Regions from separate parts of the Homo sapiens genome. Here region 2 is linked to region 1. A link is a loop called in an ENCODE intact Hi-C map of the cell type or tissue named here. Cell type or tissue: PC-3. All regions are shown on one strand.

Region 1 (4,000 bases):
ATTCTGTTTTTTATTACTCTTTGTATTACTCCAGTACCTAATCAATTGCCAGGAACATAATAGGCTACTAAATACATTTTTATTGAATGATTTTATGCTGGCTACTTGGAAAAAGAACTATAATTAAATGAGGGGAAAAGTTTAAAGATAGATATACACTGCATACATAATGTCCTCCAAAGAAATACTAAATTGAATCTAGCCAAAATATGTAGCATTTTAGCAAAAGCCCTATATTCAACTTTCAGTAAAAAACCTATTTCTTTGTTTTTGAAGGTTATAGTTCAAGAAATAAATAATCAGAAGAATATACTAACAAACAAAACCTATTACATATATAGAGGTTTATAACATTCTAATCGATTCAACATTCATTTACTGATTGTTATTGTACTAAGTTCTGTCAATACAAATATTTGTTTTCATAACAAAAGTCAGACAATTTTTAAAATGATCCTTAAAACTGACTAGTTTCTGGGTTTTGCTGATGATTTCTGAGATAGCGTCTTGCTCTGTTGCCCAGGCTGAAGCGCAGTGGAGCAATCATAGCTCACTGCAACCTCAAACTTCTGGGGACAAGCAATCCTCCTGCCTCAACCTTCTGAGTACATGTCACGTGCATGTACTCAGACATGTGCATGTACATGACACGTACATGTCATGACACGTGCATGTCACCACACCTGACTAACTTTTTTTTTTCGGAGATGCACTCTCACTCTGTTGCCTAGTCTGGAGTGCAATGGCACTATCTTGGCTCACGGCAACCTCCGCCTCCCAGGTTCAAGCAATTCTCCTGCCTCAGTCTCCTGAGTAGCTGATACTACAGGCGCCCATCACCACGCCTGGCTAATTTTTTGTATTTTTAGTAGAGACAGGGTTTCAGCATGTTAGCCAGGATGGTCTCGATTTTCTGACCTCGTGATCCACCCAGCTTGGCCTCCCAGAGTGCTGGGATTACAGGCGTGAGCCACTGCACCCGGCCCTAACTTTCTTATTTTTAGTAGAGACAAGGTCTTGCTGGTCTTGCTCAGACTGGTCTTTGAACTCCTGGGCTCAAGTTATCCTCCCACCTCAGCTTCCCAAAGCACTGAGATAACAGTTGTGAGCTACCACACCTGGCCCTAGTTTGTCGTTTAAAGGAAGAAAAAGGCATGTTTAAAATTAGATTACATCATTTAGGTTTCTATAAGGATATGAACTATATGCTAAGGTATGTGAGGGAGAGACAGTCACTAAGCATGCCATATTAGGTACAAGAAACAGGATATTAGAAAAACACTTAGGGCTGGTGAAAAGGAGTAGCAAAGATGATGAAGATGGAAAAGTAGGCCAAGAGCAGACTACAAAAAATCACATATGCTACACTGAAGGAGCTGACCTTTTCTTCACTCATTTACCAAGTTACTAAATGAGCATCAAATTACTGAATGAAATAGCCAGGGACTTTTTCAGCCACTAGGGATGTAACTGTGACCAAAAGCGACACGGTTACTATTCAAGGTCTCTTTTAAGCAAGGAAAAAGCATGTTATAGTTCTATTTGGAATATAATTTAAAAAGTCTAAAACCATAGAAATAATAAATTTATCTTCTGAGAATAAGAAGGCTTAGATTTAAATTATGAAAGAAAAATTCAATATAAAGAAAAGAAATTATCAAGACTCCTCTGGAAACATCTCTAAAAGATATTTTAGAGACTATATGAAGAAATTATCAGAGGGAACTGAGGCCTAGAGAGGTTAAATAACTTACCCAAGTCTACCCTGCTAATAAATTGTGGCCGAGACGGGACCTAAACTCAGTTTGTCCTAGCTCAAATACAAATTACCACTAAATTTACTGTTTAAAATATGATGATTTATCTTGTTCGGTAAGTATCCTCTACATTTATTTCAAAATAAACATCTCAAAAAAATCTTTATAATATTATTGCATATATATACATCACTATCAACAGAACATGCTGAATAGAAACAGCAAGTTAAAAAAGAAAAACCCTCCAAAACTTCCTAACATATTTAAAACAGCCCACGTTTTATACCACTCCCTATAAAGTTTCTTTTTATTTCTCATTTCAAATTAAGGAAAATGAACGAAATAATTTTCACCAATAAACTTGTTGGTAAAAATAAAAGGAATGTGCTCAGACAGCAATTGTGACAGCAGTTAAAAAAAAAATCACTAGAGGGCTCAGTATACTTGATATTGTGAATTGTGTTTGTAAGCTATTGGAACATGAAATAATTAACATCCATTATGCATAGATTTCTTATATTTGAATAATATTCAAATTATATTAACAAATGCTTTAAGTTAAGAAAACAAATGATTAAAGAAGAAGAATAATGTGGGTTATATCAAAACTCTATTTTACTCAACTTTAGAACTACATGCTAATAATATTTATTGTTTTATTTATATTTCCTGCACACACAATACCTAATTAAATGCAGCTAATAATCTTTGCTTCCAAATATTTGACATTCTTCTAACTTAAAACATTTCATATTGATTTTATACATTAATGAATACATAAAGTTAAACTGAAATTATTTCTTAGCAAATCAGCATTTCCTTTTAAACAGAAAACTGAGAGTCTCATGATCATTTATCTTAAGTGCTTTATGTTTAATCCAGATAGTCATTCTAAGTATATACCATTTTCCCTTTTAACTGGTTCTAACTACTAAGCATTTTCAAAACATATCATAATTAGCAGACCAGAAACATTTTAAGTGTTACAAGCTTCATTCTACATCCACTTTATACATATTTGGGACTCACCAGACTACTGATCTTACATACATACGCCAGACTACTGATCTTACATATGCTTATCTTACATATTTGGGACTCACTAGACTACTGAAATAAGATGACTTATTTATGAAATTCCATAGAAAGTGTATGTTTTGGATATCCATTTATTAAATACTGGTAATACAGGCTACTCGTGAGTGCGCACTCTATTTTTAAAAGTAAACTGGATGATAGTATTTAGCTGGAAGAACAAAAATATACAGTAAACATACCTCATTTTTTATAATAATCATATATATTTATTTTGTCAGTTAATTAGAAAGCATTAACTAAGTATCTAGGATGAACCCAAGAACATGCTGTCCCTCCCAAACTAGTGTAAATATCATAAGCTTAAGTTTAAGATAATCAAACCATAGACATTAAAATTTCAGCATATATTTATGATAAATCATATAGATACCAAGGACATACATTACATAATTTTCACAGTTTTTCTTCGGCTCCCTATAAAATGTGGCTTAGGCTCAAAATTTCAGAATTAGTGATGATAGCCACTCCACACACTCCGTCCAAGTTTTATATTCTGGAATCCCACCACTCTAATATTCCTCACAAACCTGGCTCCATGCCATAATCTACGTAAGTCACGAGATTAAAAATCAAACAATTTACATGAATACCTTATTTAACATACTTGAGTATTCATTAGATGATCAGATGATTTTCTTTTAGATAACTGGATAAATTTTTTCATTTAAAGGTCTTCAAGTACTGACTACTTTACATGTGTGTGTATGTGTGAGTGTATAAAACTATTTTTGATAATTACTCTAAAATAGATGACTTTGGGCTTTCCTAACAGGATACGTTTTAAAAAAACTCTGATCTTTCATTTATAGGTGGAATCATTCATTTATTTGGCAAATAGTTCTTGAATATCTCCTCTATGTGGCTTAAACTGTTCAAACACTCAATAAGGTAGACAAAGTCTCTGCTGTCATGTAGCTTACATTCTAATTAGGGTGGAAGACAAAAAAAAATCAACATGTTTACTAATTTAAAAATTGTTTCAAATGCTCCTATGAATACATTTTAATAGATGGTGTAATGGGGAGTGAGACATAACAGTTACCTTAAATTAGGTTTCTAGAAAGGTGCCTCAAGAGAGGTGATCTGAGTTGAGAATAAAATGACAAGAACCAGGCCACGAAAAAATTTGAAACCTCAGTACATTC
Region 2 (4,000 bases), 72 kb after region 1:
TAGTCATTATGTCAATTAACTATTCAGAGCTGGGAAACCACAGGTTGAGAAGAATTTTTGCCATCAGCATAGAAGTAGCTTTATATGCTTTTCTTAGATTATATGTAAAAATATTCCCATGGTTCTGCTACATTTCTGGAGCAAGAGCACACAGCATGCTACATAAATATTCCTATTTAAATAAAGAGTCAAGTAAAAGCTTAAAAAGAAATAGAAATTAACTGTTATCATATGAACTGATGGCCTTTTTAATTATCCTCTTTCCAGGCTTAAGTATTTAGAAGTAAATAGACAACACATAAGGTATAGCACGCACACCCTAAAGTGAAAACAACACTGGTCAAGAACAACCGCAGTGAAACAACTGTAGGGAAACAATTGTAGAAAACTCCTGAAGTATCACTTGAAAATTATACTGAAAATTTGCCATAACAACAGAATATAACATATAACAGCAAAGAATTGTATCTAAAATATAAAGCATGAATAATCTATACTGCAGAACAAAAATTATGACAATGATTGTCCATTTTCATATACGAACAGGAAAACCAAAACACTGACTACATAAAACTATACAGAACTACCACTCAAGCCACTGACAGGATGTGAAATATCAACTTACATGTTAAACTATCCATTAACCCTGGTTGAAAAAAATCATTGAACCAGACTATGCAGACTTCAGTGTGGCTTGTCATACACCTTAACAAGGCGCTCAGCCCTCACCTCCTTTGGCTCTTACCTATCTGCATACCCTTGTTTCTCAGCACTCCACCTTTGCATCTTGCATGCTTGCTGTACAGAGCTACAGCTCTCTGAAAACAGTGTTCAAGCCTGAAATATGCTCCCTACCTTTCTGGTCCACTTGAAAGAGTTAAATCTAGTCATATTTTAAGAATTGGTTCAAGCTTAACCTTCTCTATGCATACTTTTGCTACCATACTAACACCTCTATAAAATCTATGACTTGTTCTTTTATGCACCCATTTTCTTTGCATGTAGTATTATAATACCTATGATATTTCAGTACAGTTACTTGTTGACATGTCTCCTCCTGCTAGACAATTAATTCTGAGAACAAGTTTGCTATCTTATTCATCCTTTTATGTTCAGTAAATAGCACTGTACCTAGCAATACAATAAGCATACAATAAATATATGACAAATGAAGCTATTATGAAAAAAATCTAGCACAAATACTCCCCTTCCAACAATCAGATTCAGTTACATACTTTAAAATTGTGGTGAAAGACTAAGAAATACAAACTTACTATAGATATTCAGAAGTGAAAGTAATGGTTTTATGGCTTACTAAGAAAATAAAATATCCATTAATTAGATATTTATAAATTTCAGTTTATTATAATCATAATTGGATAACTACTATGTATTCAATTATGATGAGCAAATATTAGTAAAATTTTCTTCGTAAATCACAATTTTTAAAACAATATTATGTTCAGAATGTTAGAGAAAATTTAATAGTGAGAACAGATCTGATAAAAATTAAACCAAGTGTAAAACATTCACAGTAAAAAGACTGATCACAGAATTAATGATATAATATCTTACTTCCAAACTAATGTTAGTTGGCATAACACCTATGGGTTAAGTCCTCCAATACCTACTTAGCTAATTCTCTAAATTAATTTTTCTCTGAAAAATACAGCTAGTATTTTTTCTGTATTTCCAATACTCAATGTGATTTAAAAATTCTTAATTCCAATAATAACGACAAAAATAATCACAGCTACCACATAATGATTATTTAACATGTTACTTACCATTTTGCATATATCACATTCAATCCTTATAACAATTATCTATCTTGATATTGGTGTCTCCTTGAGATAGCCCAACAAGAAAACTGAGCTTCTGAGAGATTAAGTTACCTAAAGTGTCACAACCAGTAAGTGGAAAGGGAAGAACAAACTGATTTCAAAGCCTGTCCTTTCTACAACAGTAGGCCATCCCTCTTAATCTTTCATGAAATATATTACTCATTCAATTTGTCCAGTATTAAAATTAAGTTGACATCAAACCAGCACTGTCCCAGTAACCAGAGCATGTGGACACCCAACTATTGTCTGCTTACTCCTCTGCTACACTCATTACACTTTCAGACCTCCTGTAACTATCCATTAGGAACGTATATACAGGCCTGCTATGTGAAACCATTTGGCTATAGATTCAACTACTATACAGAACATTAAAGAACTTTCTTTGCTAACCACCCATGTTTAAAAAACACTATTTCATTAGGATAGTTCACATTAATATAAAAAAATAAATCATTTCAACTATACCTCATCCTGAAGTTCATCACCACTTTTAATAGAAGCAAGCATATCATATAAAGTACAGCAAAGATCTTCTACTCTTGGCACTTCAGTCATTTCCTTCAAAGTTGAATTTAGGTACTTTTCAACTTCACACCACAAAAAGGAGCCATTTGTTTTTTCCACAGGCTTGAGTTCTGGGGTGCAAGCCTCCTGGAGATGTTCATTCAGAAACTTCTTATAATCTAGGCTTATAGTTTTCTGAGTTTCACCATTTATTGGCAGTTCGTCAAAGTGGTCCAAATCATGCATGTCAAATGAAAATGCTAAATTTTTACCAAAAAAAACCCTATCGCCATGTTCTTTTTCTGTCATCTGCACAAGAGCAGTAAGATCATCTTGACTAAAATGAGAAATAATTCGATTAGTAGCATTACAAGCTGCAGTGGCAGATGATGAAGGAAAGGGGCCAAACATCTGTTTGATAGCCTTTGTTTCCTTGTGACCAACAGAGTCCTTCAAGTGAAATGTCATGAAGAGAAATGCAGCCCCACTTTCAATTGCTTCTCTCCCATTATCAGTTCCAACTATTCAAAGACAAAAGAAACAGTATTAGCTCAATTGAATCATGGTTCAAGTTACGATCTTCCAAAAAATTACCACAAATATTCTCCTGAGTAAATCTAACAGTCAAATCATAGCAATAGACCAGGTGTAATGGCTCCATATAATCCCCACACTCTGGAAGGTCAAGGCAGGAAGATCACTTGAGTCTAGGAGTTCAAGACCAGCCTGGGCAATATGGTGAGAACCATCTCTACAAAAATTTTTAAAAATTAGCCAGGTATGGTGGTGTGCACCTGTAGTCCCAGCTACTCAGGAGGCTGAGGTGGAAGGATTGCTTGAGCCTGGAAGGTTGGGGCTGCAGCGAGCCATGATTGTGTCACTGTACTCAGCCTGGGCAACAGTGTGAGACCTTGTAAAAAAAACAACAAAAACATAACAATAAAGACAGATAGCCAATTTAAGGAGCAGGAACCAACCCATTCCTGAAGAACTATTTATTTCCCAAAGAACTATTTTAGGTAAATAAATCATTATCAGTAATTATTATGTATCTAAGTGCAGAAACTACCTAGTAACAATCCTTACAGCTTCTTTCTAAAAACAACTTGAGACACTAGCTAAAACTCACTTTAAAACTAATTTTAAAGATTGATTTGATGAGCTAGTTAAATAAACCAAAGTAAGGTACAGAAAACAATCTGAATTATAGACTTTTGGAGCTTCAAGGAAACCTCAAATATCTATAATTTTCTTTCCAATTTGTACCATAAACCTGAGATGGCAAGAAATACTTCTATAGTTCTCATTCAAAAACATTTAATACCATCAAGGATATTTATTAAGCTGAAGATAAAGTTAGTCATATTATAAAATAAAAAAGAAAGCTCCTGTTTAAAAGAGGCTAGAAGTAAATATAAGAAGAATCAGCCTCTAATTTATTTAAGGCATTTTCTCATATCCAATTTTCTCAAATAAAAAAAAGAATCTGTATTTCTGACATGGGTTTCAAAGAATATTCTTAGAGAAGAAAAGAAGAATTTAAATCTTCAAAAGGCCCCAAAAGCTATGTGACTTACCTAAATACTGTTAAAGTTAATAATGTAATGAATACTGGTATCTTTCTAAAAAACATGACTCTGCAGTTGCTCCCG

What was found. A loop is a pair of places that touch in the nucleus more often than their neighbours do. Peaks named below come from ENCODE experiments on the same cell type or tissue, not always from the same donor. Only the 100,000 strongest peaks of a DNase experiment are listed, where the experiment ranks them.
Region 2: a loop joins it to region 1, with 2.7 times the contacts of the local background. A loop is called at or near these places in 1 of 110 quality-filtered maps.

What each region holds. Positions count from the first base shown.
Region 1 is chr6:100,773,680-100,777,679 of GRCh38, forward strand. All of the region lies in intron 8 of ASCC3 (activating signal cointegrator 1 complex subunit 3), which reads right to left. Among named protein-coding and RNA genes, the nearest start is that of ASCC3, 110 kb to the right of the region's middle. In PC-3, a CTCF peak has its summit at 2,170; no DNase peak of the experiment used is centred here.
Region 2 is chr6:100,845,839-100,849,838 of GRCh38, forward strand. It overlaps ASCC3 (activating signal cointegrator 1 complex subunit 3), which reads right to left. Exons shown (of 42, transcript NM_006828.4): 4 at 2,310-2,869. Among named protein-coding and RNA genes, the nearest start is that of ASCC3, 33 kb to the right of the region's middle. In PC-3, no CTCF peak of the experiment used is centred here; no DNase peak of the experiment used is centred here; H3K27ac peaks cover 1,294 bases.